2 separate regions of the Homo sapiens genome follow, and region 2 is linked to region 1. A link is an interaction called in ENCODE POLR2A ChIA-PET data of the cell type or tissue named here. Cell type or tissue: GM12878. All regions are shown on one strand.

The links. Peaks named below come from ENCODE experiments on the same cell type or tissue, not always from the same donor. Only the 100,000 strongest peaks of a DNase experiment are listed, where the experiment ranks them.
Region 2: POLR2A ChIA-PET joins it to region 1 with 5 read pairs; 17 of 35 experiments call an interaction of 5 or more read pairs at or near these places.

What each region holds. Positions count from the first base shown.
Region 1 is chr19:10,552,045-10,556,044 of GRCh38, forward strand. It overlaps ATG4D (autophagy related 4D cysteine peptidase), which reads left to right. Exons shown (of 10, transcript NM_032885.6): 8 at 1-77; 9 at 161-280; 10 at 841-1,374. The coding sequence ends at 1,023. It overlaps KRI1 (KRI1 homolog), which reads right to left. Exons shown (of 19, transcript NM_023008.5): 17 at 3,241-3,305; 18 at 3,043-3,141; 19 at 1,041-2,237. The coding sequence ends at 1,907. MIR1238 (microRNA 1238) reads left to right here and starts at 78; the gene lies at 78-160. RefSeq lists enhancers at 2,036-2,205, 2,226-2,275, 2,306-2,385. In GM12878, no CTCF peak of the experiment used is centred here; a DNase peak (open chromatin) is centred at 2,183; H3K27ac peaks cover 2,189 bases.
Region 2 is chr19:10,645,439-10,649,438 of GRCh38, forward strand. No RefSeq gene overlaps it. Among named protein-coding and RNA genes, the nearest start is that of ILF3-DT, 6.4 kb to the right of the region's middle. In GM12878, no CTCF peak of the experiment used is centred here; no DNase peak of the experiment used is centred here.

The DNA of each region.
Region 1 (4,000 bases):
ATGACTTCCTGCTGTACCTGGACCCTCACTACTGCCAGCCCACTGTGGATGTCAGCCAGGCCGACTTCCCCCTGGAGGTGAGTGGGAGCCCCAGTGTGTGGTTGGGGCCATGGCGGGTGGGCAGCCCAGCCTCTGAGCCTTCCTCGTCTGTCTGCCCCAGTCCTTCCACTGCACCTCGCCCCGCAAGATGGCCTTTGCCAAGATGGACCCAAGCTGTACCGTGGGCTTCTATGCTGGAGACAGGAAGGAGTTTGAGACACTCTGCTCAGAGCTGACCAGGGTGAGCAAGAGGAAAGCTGGAGTGGGGTGAGGGGGGCGGTTGGGCAGGGCTGGGGGTGAAAGAGGAACAGAGGCCTCGAGTCCAGCAGAGCTGGGGTGCTGCTTCCAGGCTAGGGGTCCTAACCTGGGAAATGTGAAGAATGTCCACCCCTGAAAAGGTGGGAACGCCAAAGCCCACTGTTAAGGCATCATCCCTTGGAGGCAGCTGTATCCAGGGGCTCAAGTGGTGGGAACCCTCCCTGTCTCTTGGCCCTGCTGTCCGACCAGGACTCTACCCTTATGGGGGCGAGAGATGGCCACCAGCCATTCTGGGCACCCACCCTGTGGTCACTGGAAGGGAAACGCAGGTTTTGCAGCAAAAATCCCAGGACTGTCAGTCTTTGGCTGAGCTGGGTCACATGCTCATGGCTGAGCCAATCACTGTGGCCAGGGGATGGAAGGTGCTGATTGGCTGCTCTCTCCTGGAGAGGTGGTCCTGAGAAGCACCTACTAAATAAACCTGGGCTAAGGAATATGGCTTGGCACTGTTTGTGGCTGACCCTGTCTCCCTCTTCCCGCCAGGTCCTCAGCTCCTCCTCAGCCACAGAGCGGTACCCCATGTTCACCCTGGCCGAGGGCCATGCTCAGGACCACAGCCTGGACGACCTCTGCTCCCAGCTCGCCCAGCCCACACTCCGGCTCCCTCGCACAGGGCGGCTCCTCAGGGCCAAACGCCCCAGCTCTGAGGACTTTGTGTTTTTATAAAGGGAGGGGATGAGGGGAAAGATACAACACTATTTATTTTTTTATTTATGTCATGTCGGGTGTGGGATCTTGAGCTCTGGCAGTGATGATGGTACTTCCTGTTGTCAGCCCCTCAAGCCCAGCTGCAACCAGTCTGGGGCCATTCAGCCAGGGACAGAGCCCACAGAGCCCATACACCTGTCTCCCACCAGCGGGGCCCTCCTGGCAGGGTAGGGAAGGAGGACCCCGGGCACCCCCCTCAGGGCCTGACTCACGTACTGTAGTTTGCACTGGACGCCCGGGCCCTCCCTGTCCCAAAGCCCCCTTGGGGGAACTGTGGCTGCTGGGGGCCAATAAAGCTGTGTAACTTGATCGTGGGTGTGGCTGGGCGCAGCGTTCTGAGGGGATGTGGGGTCTGGGAGGTGTCTCGAGGTGAGAGCTCCAAGTCACGGGAAGTTTAAGTCAGCCTCAGTTTCCACATCCATAAAATGGGACGACTTCCTTACCCACAGCTACACGTGTTTTTTAATTTTTTTTTTTTTTTCAAGAGACAGGGTCTTGCTTTGTTGCCCAGGCTGGAGTGCAGTGGTGCAATCATAGCTCTCTGTAGCCTCAAACTCATGGCCTTAAGTGATCTTCCTTCCCCAGCCTCCTGAGTAGCTGGGACTACAGGCATGTGTCACCACATTTTGTAGAGATGGAGTCTCGCTAAGTTGCCCACGCTGGTCTCCAATTCCTGGGCTCAAGTGATCCTTTCACCTCGGCCTCCCAAAGTGCTGGGATTACAGGCGTGCCTGGCCACAGATGAGAGGATCTCTGCAGCAGATAGTACTTGTGGGTGCGAGACCTGTCCAGGGCTTGATTTGAGGAGAGGAGCCTGAGGCCCCTGCCTGCTCCCTGGTGCTCAGGAGCTGTTCTTGGGCCCCTGTTGTTTCCTCCGCTGCCGGCCCAGCTGGCGGAAGTGCAGCCGTTTGGGGTTGAGGCCAAAGGCCTGCAGTCTCTGGCGGCTGAACTCGCATCCACCAAGCATCACAGTGGGGCCCAGCAGCCGTGCCTTCTTGGCCCTCCTCCGCTTCTGGGGGGCTGGCTTCTTGTGGGGTGATACAGGGGCTTCCTCTTCCTGTGCTGGGGGACTCTCCGGCCCCATCAAGCTGCCATCAAGGGCTGGCAGCTGCCTCTGTGGGCCGGCTTCATCTCTCTGTGGCTTCCCTGTGGCTTCCGCAGGTGTCTCTGCCCTGAGGGAGAAAAGTCAGGGCTCAGCCCAGGCCTGTCAAGATCAGGCCCATTCTTGAGCACGCATGCCCCATTTTACAGACAGGGAAAGGAGGGGCATAGTGAAGCAGCCGCACAGCGACCGAGGGCCTGCCTGGGATTCAGACCTGGGTTTCAGGCCAAAGCCAGCGCTTTTCTACGGAACCCAAAGACTAGATTGTGAGGCTGAGGATTCTGGTATTTGTGCCTGGGCCTGCCCTAAGCTAGTCACATCAATTAACTCATTTTAGCCTTTTTCTTCCTTAGAGACAAGGTCTTGCTGTGTCGCCCAGGCTGGAGTGCAGTCGCGTTACCATAGGTCACTGCAGCCTCCAACTCCTGGGCTCAAGCGATCTTCTCGCTTGAGTCTCCCAAAGTGCTGGGATTATAGGTTGGAGCACACACCTGGCCTCATTTTAGCTCTAAATAAACTGTGTGCATCTATCACCCCTGCCTTCTAGACTGGGCGAAAGCAATCCTAATAACAGCTAAGACCTATGGGGCATTTACCATATCTTAATCACTTTACGAGAATTAACTCATTTCATCCTCTGCAACTTGATAAGGCAGAACCGTCTCTATCTCCATCTTATGAGAAAGAGGCCCAGAGAGGGGTAGCGACTTGCCCAAGGTCACACAACGTTGGTGCCCATATAGGATTCGAACCCAGGTCTCAGAGCGGGGGGCGCTGCATTCCCAAAGTCATGCAACAAGAGGTTGACGGAGCCAAGACTCAAGCCTGGGCCTGACAGGCTCCCCACCCACGCTTCCCCAGCCAGCACTGCTTACTCTTCTCGGCAGAGTGACTTGAAGACCTGCCGCTTTTTCCATGAGTTCTGGGCCTTCTGGCTGTACGCCCGCTTGTCCCGCAGCTCCTCCTGCTCTGACCTGCAGACAGATGCCCCTGTGTTGGGTGCTCTGGGAAGTGCCCGAGGCTGCCCGCCCTGCCCCCTGCGCATGTGGCCCCGCCGCGCCCCGCCCCATCACCTGTACATGCAGGTCTTCTTTAGGGAGCACCACCGGTTCAGCTCCTTATCGTCAGCAGCGAGGATCTGCGTGGGAAGGGAGAGTGGGGACCTGCTGTGATATTGCCCAGGCGGGGCCTTCCCTGAGCCTAAGTCATGTCATTAGTCAAAACGGTAATGCCGCTACCACCCAGCAGGGTTGCCATGATGGCCAGAGACAGCTGATCTCTACAGAGGCCAATGATTTTTGTAGAGGTCAGCAGATGGGGTAACTGAGGCTCAGAGAACGGATCCTTGCCCTAGGCCAGATGGCTGGGAAGTTGGCTGAATTGATTCCAGTTTGAGCCTCAGGGCCCTTGAGCTGTCACCCATACCCGGCCATCCCCAAAGCCTCAGAACGGGCAGGGGTCGCTGCCAACCACCAGGCTTCCTAATTACATATGAAACTGTCATTCCCAGCCTCTAGGCCTGTTTCCAAACCTACTGGAAGGCCATCAGAAAGAGGAAGTGATTGAATGCCGATGGTATAAGCTTAGTACACATCGGCTATTTTTACTGACCATGAAAATGGTCGTGCACCTTCAGCCGTCATCAGTCAGGCATAGTAGGTACCCACAGCCTGCCAGGTGCCACACACTTTGGTCTCATTTCTGTTCCTTCCATAGTCACCAAAGTTGGGGTGCTATCAATTATTGTCTCACTTTACAGATGGGGAGTTGAGGCACAGATAGGGGAATCATTTGTCCAAAGACTCAGCTGGTGAGCAGCCAAGCCAGGGCTTG
Region 2 (4,000 bases), 93 kb after region 1:
TCAGGTGATCCTCCCATCTTAGCCTCCCGAGTAGCTGGGACTACAGGTACACACCACCACACCTGACTAATTTTTGTATTTTTTGTAGAGATTGATTTTTACCATATTGCCCATGCTGGTTTTTTTTGTTTGTTTGTTTGTTTTTTGAGACAGAGTCTCCCTTTGTGGCCCAGGCCACAGTGCATAGTGCCACAGTGCAGTGGCACAGTCTCAGCTCACTAAACCTCCTGGATTCAAGTGATTCTCGTGCCTCAGCCTCCTGAGTAGCTGGGATTACAGGCGCGTACCACCACATCCAGCTAATTTTTGTAGTTTTAGTAGAGACGGGGTTTCACCATGTTGGCTAGCCTGGTCTCAAACTCCTGACCTCATGTGATCCACCTGCCTCGGCCTCCCAAAGTGCTGGGATTACAGGCATGAGCCACCAAGCCTGGCCAGCATTTTTGTTTGTTTGTTTCCAAGAAGGCATTTGAACCCAGGTCTTGGCTCCAGAGTCCTCAAGTTCTACCCTATGCTGGCACTGACCCCTTCCTCGATGCCTTTGTTTCCCTGGATCCTTTGAATCTGGCATTTTATTCAGCCCCAGCTCCTGTTACCATGCCCACCTAAAAAATAGCTCCTGGCGGCCGGGTGCGGTGGCTCATGCCTGTAATCCCAGCACTTTGGGAGGCTGAGGCGGGTGAATCATGAGGTCAGGAGTTTGAGACCAGCCTGGCCAACATGGTGAAAACCTGCTGCTACTAAAAATACAAAAATTAGCCAGGCATGGTGGCACATGCCTGTAATCCCAGCTACTCGGGAGGCTGAGGCAGGAGAATCGCTTGAACCCAGGAGGCAGAGGTTGTGGTGAACCAAGATGACACCATTGCACTCCAGCCTGGGCAACAGAGCAAAACTCTGTCTCAGAAAAAAAAAGAAAGAAAGAAAAAGATTTGTGGTACGATACATATAGCATAAAATTTGCCATCTCCATCTCTTTCTTATTTATTAAGCCACTGGGTCTCACTATGTTACCTGGGCTGGCCTTGAGCTCCCGGACTGAAGGGATCATCCCGCCTCAGCCTCCCAAGTAGCTGGGATGACAGGCACTCGCCACTGTGCCTGGTTTATGTTTAATTTTTTGAGGAACCACCATAGTGTTTTCTGGCTTCATGCTTTGGCTCCACTTCTGGGTTGGCTTCACTCTCTGCCAAGTTCCTTTATCTGGGTATATTCCCTGCCTCCAACCACACTGTGCTGTGATAGTTAATTTTAGGTGTGAACTTGGCTGGATTAGAAAATACTCAGATTTGAGCTGTGATGTGGTAAAAATAAGACAAAGAAAAAAAAAAAAACAGTGGCTGGGCTCCGTGGCTCACGCCTGCAATCAGCACTTTGGGAGGCCGAGGTGGGCAGATCGCTTGAGCTTGAATTCGAGACCAGCCTGGGCAACATGTGGAAAGCTTGTCTCAACAAAAACTATGAAAATTAGCAGGGTGTGGTGGTCATGCACATGTTGTCCCAGCTACTCAGTAGGATGAAGTGAGAAGGTCACTTTAGCTCAGGGGGTGGAGGGTGCAGTGAGCTGAGATCACACTACTGTGCTCCAGCCTGAGCGACAGAGCAACACGTCTGATAAAGCATTATTTCTGGGTGAGCGCCATCCAACTTGCTGGGGCTCCGACAGAACAGAAAAAGGAGAGAAAGCATTTTCCTCCTCAGAACTGGGACACTCTTCTCCTCCTGTCTTGACACTCCAAGACTTATACCAGTGATCCCTGGTTCTCAGGCCTTCGGCCTTGGACTGGGAATTACACCATTGGTGTCCCTGGCTCTGAAGCTTTAGGATTCAGACTGAGCCTCGCTACTGGCTTTGCAGGGTCTTCAGCTACTGGAGCTGCTGGCTTTTCAGGGTCTGCAGTCAATGCATGTGGTAGGACATCTCAGCCTCCATGATCACATGAGCCAATTATTCTGCTAAATCCCCTCTCATCTACCTACCTCCTATTAGCTTTCTCGGAGAAACCTAGTAATACACACATCATACATTTTCCTGGCCTTTTTTTTTTTTTTTTTTTTTTTTTGAGATGGAGTCTTGCTCTGTCACTCAGGCTGGAGTGCAGTGGCACGATCTAGGCTCACTGCAAGCTCCGCCTCCCGGGTTCACGCCATTCTCCTGCCTCAGCTCCTGAGTAGCTGGGACTACAGCTGCCCGCCACCACCCCCGGCTAATTTTTTTGTATTTTTCGTAGAGACAGGGTTTTACCATGTTAGCCAGGATGGTCTCGATCTCCTGACCTCATGATCCGCCTGCCTTGGCCTCCCAACGTGCTGGGATTACAGGCATGAGCCACCGCACGCAGCTACATTTTCCTGGCTTTAAGATGAGAAGTCTTCTCTTTTTTTGAGACGGAGTCTCGCTCTGTCGCCCAGCCTGGAGTGCAGTGGCATGATCTTGGCTCACTGCAACCTCCGCTTCCTGGGTTCAAGCAATTCTCTGCCTCAGCCTCCCGAGTAGCTGGGATTACAGGAGCCCGCCACCATGCCCGGCTAATTTTTGTATTTTTAGTAGAGATGGAGTTTCACCATCTTGGCCAGGCTGCTCTTGAACTCTTGAACTCTTGATCCACCCACCTCGGCCTCCCAAAGTGTTGGGATTAGAGGGCCAGAAAAGTCTTTTCTTGCTCCTAAGTCTCAGGCCTGGAGCTCACTGACTCTGACCAGCCTGATTATGATCATTTACTCATTGTAAATCATTGAGTCAATCATTGTAGTCAAGGTGTGGGCCTAGTTTGGGAGTCAGGCAGCAGGGACCTGCCATCTAGACTACAGTTTGATCAAGGGAGAGGAATGGTTCCCCAACAACTGTGGTCATCCCACAGTGTCCATCCCAGAGTGGTCACCCATGTCCACCCTGGGGGGGGGCAAGAAGGGAACAGGCATAGGACAAAAAGCTTTCGAGAGGGAAGTTAACTGGGTGTGATTGGGAGAGTGGGTGGAATCTTTCAAGATGAGGAAGACAATGAATAGAGAGGCTGTAAGGACAGCAGAGTCACTGAGAGTGACAGGACCTGTCTAGACTGACAGATTACAAGAGGGGGATGACCTCAATCTTCAACCAATGAGTGGGAGGGAGGGAAGAGAGAAGGAATAGCCAGATGACAGATGATGTCACTAAGGCAAGGAGGAGAGAATGGTGTTGTATACAGGGTTTGTGACCACTGAGTGGTGGAAGGACAAGGGCAGAGGTGCGAGGTCGGGTCAGGGTAGCAGTTCAGCAAGACAGGGCAGATGGCATCTTGTGTCTTCCATCCTTTACGGTGACCAGGGACTAGGAACCTGATGGATGGGGTTTATTGGAAAGTTGGGCTGAAAACTTTTTACTTCAAAAAATTTTTTTCTTTTTCCTTTTTTTTTTTTTTTGAGACGAAGTCTCACTCTTGTCCCCCAGTCTGGAGTGCAATGGTGCAATCTCAGCTCACTGCAACCTCCGCTTCCTGGGTTCAAGTGATTCTCCTGCCTCAGCCTCCCGAGTAGCTGGGATTACAGGTGCGTACCACCACGCCCAGCTAATTTTTTATATTTTAAGGAGAGATGGGGTTTCACCATGTTGGCCAGGCTGGTCTCGAACTCCTGACCTCAAGTGATCCACCCGCCTCGGCCTCCCAAAGTGCTAGGATTAGAGGGTGAACCACCACACCTGGCCCTTTCTTTTTTTTTTTAGACACAGTCTCCCTGTCACCCAGGCTGGACTGTAGTGGCTTGATCTCGGCTCACTGCAACCTCCACCTCCCAGGTTCAAGCGATTCTCGTGCCTCAGCCTCCCGAGTAGCTGGAATTACAGATGCCAGCCATCATGCCCAGCTACTTTTTGTACTTTTAGTAAAGACAGAGTTTCACCATGTTGGCCAGGGTGGTCTTGAACTCCTGACCTCAAGTGATCCACCAATCTCGGCCTCCCAATGTGCTAGGATTACAAGTATGAGCCACTGCCCCCAGCCTTCTTTTTGTTTTTATTCTT